2 separate regions of the Homo sapiens genome follow, and region 1 is linked to region 2. The links are chromatin contacts, found by Hi-C or POLR2A ChIA-PET in ENCODE. All regions are on one chromosome and are shown on one strand. Each heading gives the region's core, a stretch centred on a gene start or an enhancer-like site at or near the end of the contact. The rest is flanking DNA. Distances are from core to core; before and after follow the strand shown.

The links. A loop is a pair of places that touch in the nucleus more often than their neighbours do. ChIA-PET counts read pairs that join two places held with the same protein, here RNA polymerase II (POLR2A). Pooled maps may share reads with other maps.
Region 1: a loop to region 2 is called in a map of CD4-positive, alpha-beta memory T cell, with 8 times the contacts of the local background. The contact joins the promoter of SCMH1 here to the enhancer-like site in region 2. A Hi-C loop is called at or near these places in 5 of 168 maps with a recorded cell type or tissue (A673, CD4-positive, alpha-beta T cell, CD4-positive, alpha-beta memory T cell and 2 more), 9 of 37 single-sample maps with no recorded cell type and 18 of 50 pooled maps. POLR2A ChIA-PET finds 5 or more read pairs at or near these places in 3 of 52 experiments (MCF 10A, activated T-cell and endothelial cell of umbilical vein).

What each region holds. Positions count from the first base shown.
Region 1 is chr1:41,240,495-41,243,685 of GRCh38, reverse strand. SCMH1 (Scm polycomb group protein homolog 1) reads left to right here and starts at 1,380. Exons shown (of 16, transcript NM_001394311.1): 1 at 1,380-1,627. It overlaps SCMH1-DT (SCMH1 divergent transcript), which reads right to left and starts at 1,328. Exons shown (of 3, transcript NR_186015.1): 1 at 980-1,328. RefSeq lists silencers at 1,070-1,469, 1,510-2,059, 2,160-2,319 and an enhancer at 2,640-2,819.
Region 2 is chr1:41,001,957-41,005,143 of GRCh38, reverse strand. It overlaps CTPS1 (CTP synthase 1), which reads right to left. Exons shown (of 19, transcript NM_001905.4): 11 at 2,890-2,984; 12 at 1,968-2,030. Among named protein-coding and RNA genes, the nearest start is that of SLFNL1-AS1, 11 kb to the left of the region's middle. RefSeq lists an enhancer at 1,004-1,153. Within about 2 kb of position 1,288, at least 12 of the 41 ENCODE cell types and tissues checked have a DNase peak (open chromatin) inside an H3K27ac peak, as active enhancers do.

The DNA.
Region 1 (3,191 bases), core at 131-2,630, 240 kb before region 2:
TGAGTAAATCAATGGGTGTTGCTTTAAGCTGCAAAATTTGTGCCAATTTGTTATGCAGGAATAGAAAACTAATATGAGCACTTACAACACTGTGCTCTCATTAGCTATTGACATAATAGTTTCCCCAAATATGGGCTCCTTAGATTTAGGCTCTAATTATCCTTGTAACCTCAGGGCTCTTCATGAGACAGGTACTCCCCAAAACGCCATGGAATGAAAGTTTAAATTAGACAACAGGGATGCAGATCAGAACCTGGATAGATTCTGACCATTTCCATTTCTCAAGAATGGGCAGACGGATACTGACACCAATACCAGGATACAAGGAGGCGGCCCCCCTTCAGTCCAAAGCTCTAAGACCTATTCTAGAGGCAAGGCAAGTAATCCAGGCTCAGCTGCCCCATCTGCTGCTCCAGCCTTGCTTAAGTGGACTTCCCTCCAAGGAACATTGTTCACAGAAGGATCATTAACAAGACATTCCTGTGTGACCTGAGGATTGCCATGTTCTAAATGATGCCCACACCCACTCCACATCCAGCTCAGCAGAGGTCTCGGGATTTATATTGCACTGTATTTTCAAGCAGCCAAAACAGAAGTCAAGACGTCAGTTTCCTAAGCTGCTAAAATGATGTGGTGGTTAAACCAATTGTGTGCCAGGCGCAGTGGCTCACGCCTGTAGTCCCAGCGCTTTGGGAGGCTGACGCAGGAGGATCACTTGAGCCCAGTAATTTGAGGTTACAGTGAGCTATGATGGCGCCACTGCACTCCGACCTTGGGGACAAAGTGAGGCTCCATCTCTAACAAAACAAAAATAGAATTGTGTAGCCAACATGGCTGGTGGGCCTGGAAGAATGAGCCTGTGCATTGTACCTGGCCCATCACGGGCTCAGTGCGTACTCGTTGAAGGGATCACCACAGGGAGGACCGAGGACGCTGACACTCCCTAGGGCATCCAAGCACCAACTCATCTCTCACCTACCCTCCGGGTGCAGTGCTATCGTGTTGGAGAAGAGGCCCCTGGGTGGCTGTGCGAAGTAACTCGCCCAAGGTCACCACACGGCCAGCCACTAGCCCGGCGGGAGTCGCCCGAGGCGAGGCCCACGTCAGCCGGTCTTGGGGGCCCGACCGGTGGCTCCTCCACCAGCCCCACGCGGCCTCAGAGCGGGCTACTGGCGTCCTCGAGATTCGAACCCGAGTCCTCGGCCTCGTCCCCGCCCTCGCGCCCTCTCAGGCCTCAGTTTTCCCATCTACAGGACGCAGACCGGAGAGCTGGTCCGGGCGCCAACTGGGCCCCCGGACCCGGGTCGGCAGGCCGGCGGGGTACGGCCGGGCCGGGTTCCCGCGCGCCCTCCCTCCTCCAGCGCGCCGCCCCGCCCCCCGCGCGAGCCCAACGGCCGAGGCGCGCGCCACCTCGCAGCGGGAGGCGCGGGGGAGGGGCCGGGGGAGCCCCCGCCCCGCCCCCCGCCTCAGCCGCCACCGCCAGCTCGGTGGAGCCCCCCGCCGCCCGCCCGCCGCTCTCCCGAGCCGCCCGCCCGCCCCCTTCCCGCGTCTCCGCTCCCTCCCTGCGCAGCGGAAACATGGCGGCGGGAAGAGAGTGAGCCGCCCCGCGCCCCCGCCGCGCCCTCAGGTAAGCGCCTCGCGGCCGCCTCCGCCCGCCTAAGAGCTCGTGCCCTGAGGGGCCGCCTGGGGCCAGAAGGCGGTGGCGGGACCTGCGCAGCCGCTGCGCCTGCTCCCCCGGGCCGGGGTCAGCCTGTCCGTCTGTCTGGCCGGCCTGCCAGTCTGTGGTCCGCGCGGGGCTGGGCCCTTTCTCGGCCGTGTCAGCCCGGCCCCGAGCCCGGAGGCCGGCTCTGCATCTGCGGTCGGGCGGGCGGGGCCCACGGTCCGGTCGCGGCCCTGACGCCGCCAGGACTGCCCGGGGGCCCCGGCACGGGAAACCCAAGGCCGGGGGCCCTTTGGAGGGTCGGCGTGGGGGCGGTCCGTATAGGTCGCCGTGTCTGGCCGGCGGGGCCGGGTGGGCCGGGGCAGGCTGGCTGGGGGCCGAGGGCCGGGCGGCGGCGCGACCCCGTCTGCGCGGGTCAGTCGGTCCCCTCCGGCGCCAGAGGTGGGAATGCCTGTGATTCTGGCTGGCCGGGTCCCGGTTCGGGGAAGGCAGAGACAGAGGTCGACGGGGCGGCGTGGCCCCCACCGAGAGCTGGGGCGCCTAGGGCCCGGAGCTGTCAGCAGCGTCCTGGGGGCTGGGCCCCGGCTGGCCGACTCACGTGTGCCGCCTGCCCCAGTGCCCCGCCGGAAACGGGCAGGGAGAGCGGCCCCGCACCGAAGTGAGCCACAGCGGCCCTGGGGGCCAGACACGTGGGCACAGTTGTGTGCCAGCCCGAGAGCATCGAAAGTGGTATCCAGCCGATGGGTGAACCCCGGAATATCTCCTGACTGGAAGAGAATTTAAAAGTCATCTAGGGGCGCTTTCTCCCATCCCATGCCAAAGTGACTTTGAAAATCCCCAAATCCCCCCGATAATTTGACGAGCCCGTTTGGAACCTCTTCCAGTGATCCGAAGCGAATCTCTTTAAAGGAAACCCATTCTGTTCCTGGACACATTTGGTTATAAGTTGAAAGAAACAGCTGGCTCCCATCCTTCCTAGTTCTTTTCCCTTATGGGAAGCTGTTAAGATATCTGAAGATAGTAATCATGTCCCCTGAGTCTTCACTTCCACTTTCTTCAGTTGTCTCTCATCTGCTGTGGTTCTCTAAACTGTCCTCTGGATGAGCTTTAGTTTCCCCCATCCCCTTAAAGGAGAGTTTCTTAAAAGTGATCCTGGAGACAAAACGTAGTAAGTTTCTCTAAGAAACAGCCCCAAGGATTGACCTGCTTAAATCAAAAGTACTCTAGATTCCCTTCCTCATTTCTGTACTGTATTTTGAACTTAAAAAAAAAAAAAAAAGAAAACATTTAGTAGTGTTTGTTCAAACAAACTAAAAGACATCTTATTTTGTGGAAATTTGGGGGTTTCCTTCCTTTTAAAAAATGTCTATAAACACTTTATCAAATGTTGCTAACTAATGTACATCAAAATGTTTTGTTGAAGTGTAATGTGCCAGGCAAATAGAATAGCTCTTTTTTTTTTTTTAAACTCTGAAAAGGATTGAGACCTAGTTTAGTGCCAAACTGCAATTTTAATATTTGGTTGCAGAGG
Region 2 (3,187 bases), core at 39-2,538:
TTTGTTTGTGTTTTAAGACAAGAGTCTCACTATGTCACCCAGAATGGAGTGCAGTGGCACAATCTTGGCTCACTGCAACCTACACCTCCAGAATTCAAGTGATTCTCATGTCTTGGCCTCCCAAGTAGCTGGGATTACAGGCGCACACCACCACACCTGGTTATTTTTTGTATTTTTAGTAGAGATGGGGTTTTTCCATGTTGGCCAGGCTGGTCTCGACCTCCTGGCCTCAAGTGATTAACCCAACTCAGCCTCCCAAAGTGCTGGGATTACAGGCCTGAACCACCATGCCCAGCCAAGTTTTTATATTGTCTTAATGTTTCAGACTCTTGTCTCTCTGAGATAAACAAGTACTATTTCTTCTATACTTCTTTCATCTTCAGCAGCTAATACAAAGCCCTACTCAACTGTTTCACTCAATAGCTCAGTCAGAAATGAACTGATTTCAACTCAACCTTTCTAACCTTCATTGAACTTACCGTCTAACCAAAGCAAAACCACTAAAGACCAAAAGGCAAAGGACCAAGTTCCTGGTACTATGTGAACGCTGGGCACTGTTCTCCTCCTGGCCTGAACCAGGGTCCAGTCTCAACTGAAGTGTAAGCTCATCACCAAAGCACCTACCCATTTGGGAACCTAAGTGAGAGGCAGAGGTCTGGGGCTGTGAAGGATCCAGGGAGACCAGAAAGCCAGCTCTGGGGTGGCGGGTGATAAGACAGTGCCTCTCAGGACTCAGAAGCCAGCACTCAAGGGCATGCTGTCTACCAAACTAAGCCACACCGCCAGGTCACTGTGAAGCAGCCTCTCAGGGAAAGGGTGAATGAAACCCAGCCCTAAACCATATGCTGGCCACCAGAGTCACTTGTTCTTTATAAAGTCAAACTGCTTTTACATTCCTTCAGGTTACTTTATTTTCCACAGAATTTACAAGGTCTTTCTGAAAATCTAGTATTTGTCGGGTGGGCTACAGAGAATAAATGGGCTGTGGTGGACCATTCCAGGGTGGCCCCAGTGCAGCATGCTCAGTCTTCACACCCATGTGTGTTCTCCTCCCCTGCCGGCTCGGGGCTTGGCCACGTGACTTGTTTTGGCCAACGGGACATCAGCAGGCCTGATAAGTGCCTGCATAACAGGCCTGTCATTTTGGAGTCCAGCTGCCCACCCTGTGTGAGGAAGCTTGGGCTGGATTAATGAATGATGAGCCACTAGGTGGAGACAGCATCTTGACGTCCCGGCTGGGCCGAGCTCACAGCTGAACACAAGGCAGGAGTGTGCCATCTCAGATAGTACACCACGTGCAGCTGAAACCCAGGCACTGAGCCAAACCACAGAATACTGAGATGAGAAGTCACTGCTGTTGGGAGCCACTGAGCTTTAGGGAGGTCTGTCACATAGTAATACACAGCTAGGCGAAGAGCTGATATTATCTGAGCATTTCCCTATTTTCCAGGCACTACTAGAGACTATTTACATACATTATCTCCCTTAATCATGTGAAGTACGTACCTTTATTACTCCCATTTTACAGAAAAAACGGAGGCCCATAAAGGCTAAGTAAATTGCTTAAAATCACCCATAAGCGGTAAGGTTGGAATCTGAGCCCAGTTTCAATAGCTCCAGAGCCCAGGTTCTCATAATAACTGCCCAAGCCTCACTTAGGACAAGGACTTCACACCAGGCACCAGCTTCAGGATGGTGGCCACGGTGATCAAAGTGACAGAATCTCAAGAACAGGAACACAGAGGCAGAAGGCAAAGGAGGGAGTCTGGCTGTGCTCCCTCCTTCCTGCATGGAGGAGCCGTGCTGTTCCTCAAGAGGCAAGGCAGCTCCCTTACGGCACACCATGAGGTGCTAGGAACCCAGGCCTGCCCTTCTCCAAAGCTCCTGATCACCCAGGCGGCAACAGGCCTCATATCCTCCAGAAATACACAAGCGGGAATTGAATGAGTGTCTTAATGCACGCTTACCTTGCCATCCCAGCACGTTTCTTGAGAATTCAACCACTGCCAACTGCATCCCTAAGCACACGCCTTCCAGTCGGGGGGAAAAAACAAACAAAACTCCATTGAAAAGGCAGCTCCTACTTTTCCCAGCAGCCTCTGCAATGGCCTTTGTGTCCTTTATTTGGAGAATTATAATTGCAAACTCATAACTTCCTGCTATGAACAAGTACTCTCTGCTGTTACACTTTACTTGTATTAGATTTCAAAAACTGCATGTAAAGTAGATGAAAATTCTAGATTTGCAAAGTTATCCGATTTTAGAAGTAAGTGATATTCTATTCAGTACTTTTTTCCCCCCAGACAGGGTCTTGCTGTTGCCCACTCTGGAGTGCAGTGGAGAGATCTTGGCTCACTACAGCCTCAAATTTCTGGGATCCAGCAACCCTCCTGCCTCAGCCTCCACAAGTGTTGGGTTTACAGGTGTGAACCACCGTGCCTAGCCTCAGTACTTTAAAATTCAAGTTTTCTTACCCTCTCTCATTAAGTTTTTATTTATAATTGTTCAAGTTGAAAATTACTAAAATGTACAGCACCAGGAGGCATGCAAAATCATTTTGTCCAATTACAGTCAGCTGTTGTGCCAAGTGAGCAGATATAAAACTCAACCTCACGTGTGCTACAAACAGCTGGGTTCATTAAATGGACAGGAATTCACAATTCATTCTCTCAAAATTCCACGACATCTACATGTAGCTCATAAGCATAAATAAGCTTTCCAAGACTGAATTTGTCTCTAAAGAGAAAACATGAAGGCTTCTACTTGAGCTCCTATCCACAAAGACAGCATGTTTCAGTAATCCCCCCACTTTGTTCATAGGCTCCCACGTGGCACCGTTCCCCACTCTTTCCTACTCTTAAGTGAAGACTGCACTGCAGAGCTCCTTACCCAAAAAAGGCTTTTTCTGATTCCGAGCCCAGGCAATTGCTTGGATTTTTCCTTCTGTTCCTCGAACACCAAATCCTCCTGGAACCAGCACTCCACTGCACAAAAGAACAAACCACAAAGGCAATTCCCCTTTTCTACCAGTCCAACTTGCAATAATCGCCTAACGGGCCATTACCAAGACACTGAAGCCATGAATTAACCCCATACATTGTGCTACTGTGACAATGAATTGTATGTAAACACTATCAACTTAGAAACTGCATATGAAACTATGGACTTTTCTTAGTAACTTAAGAAC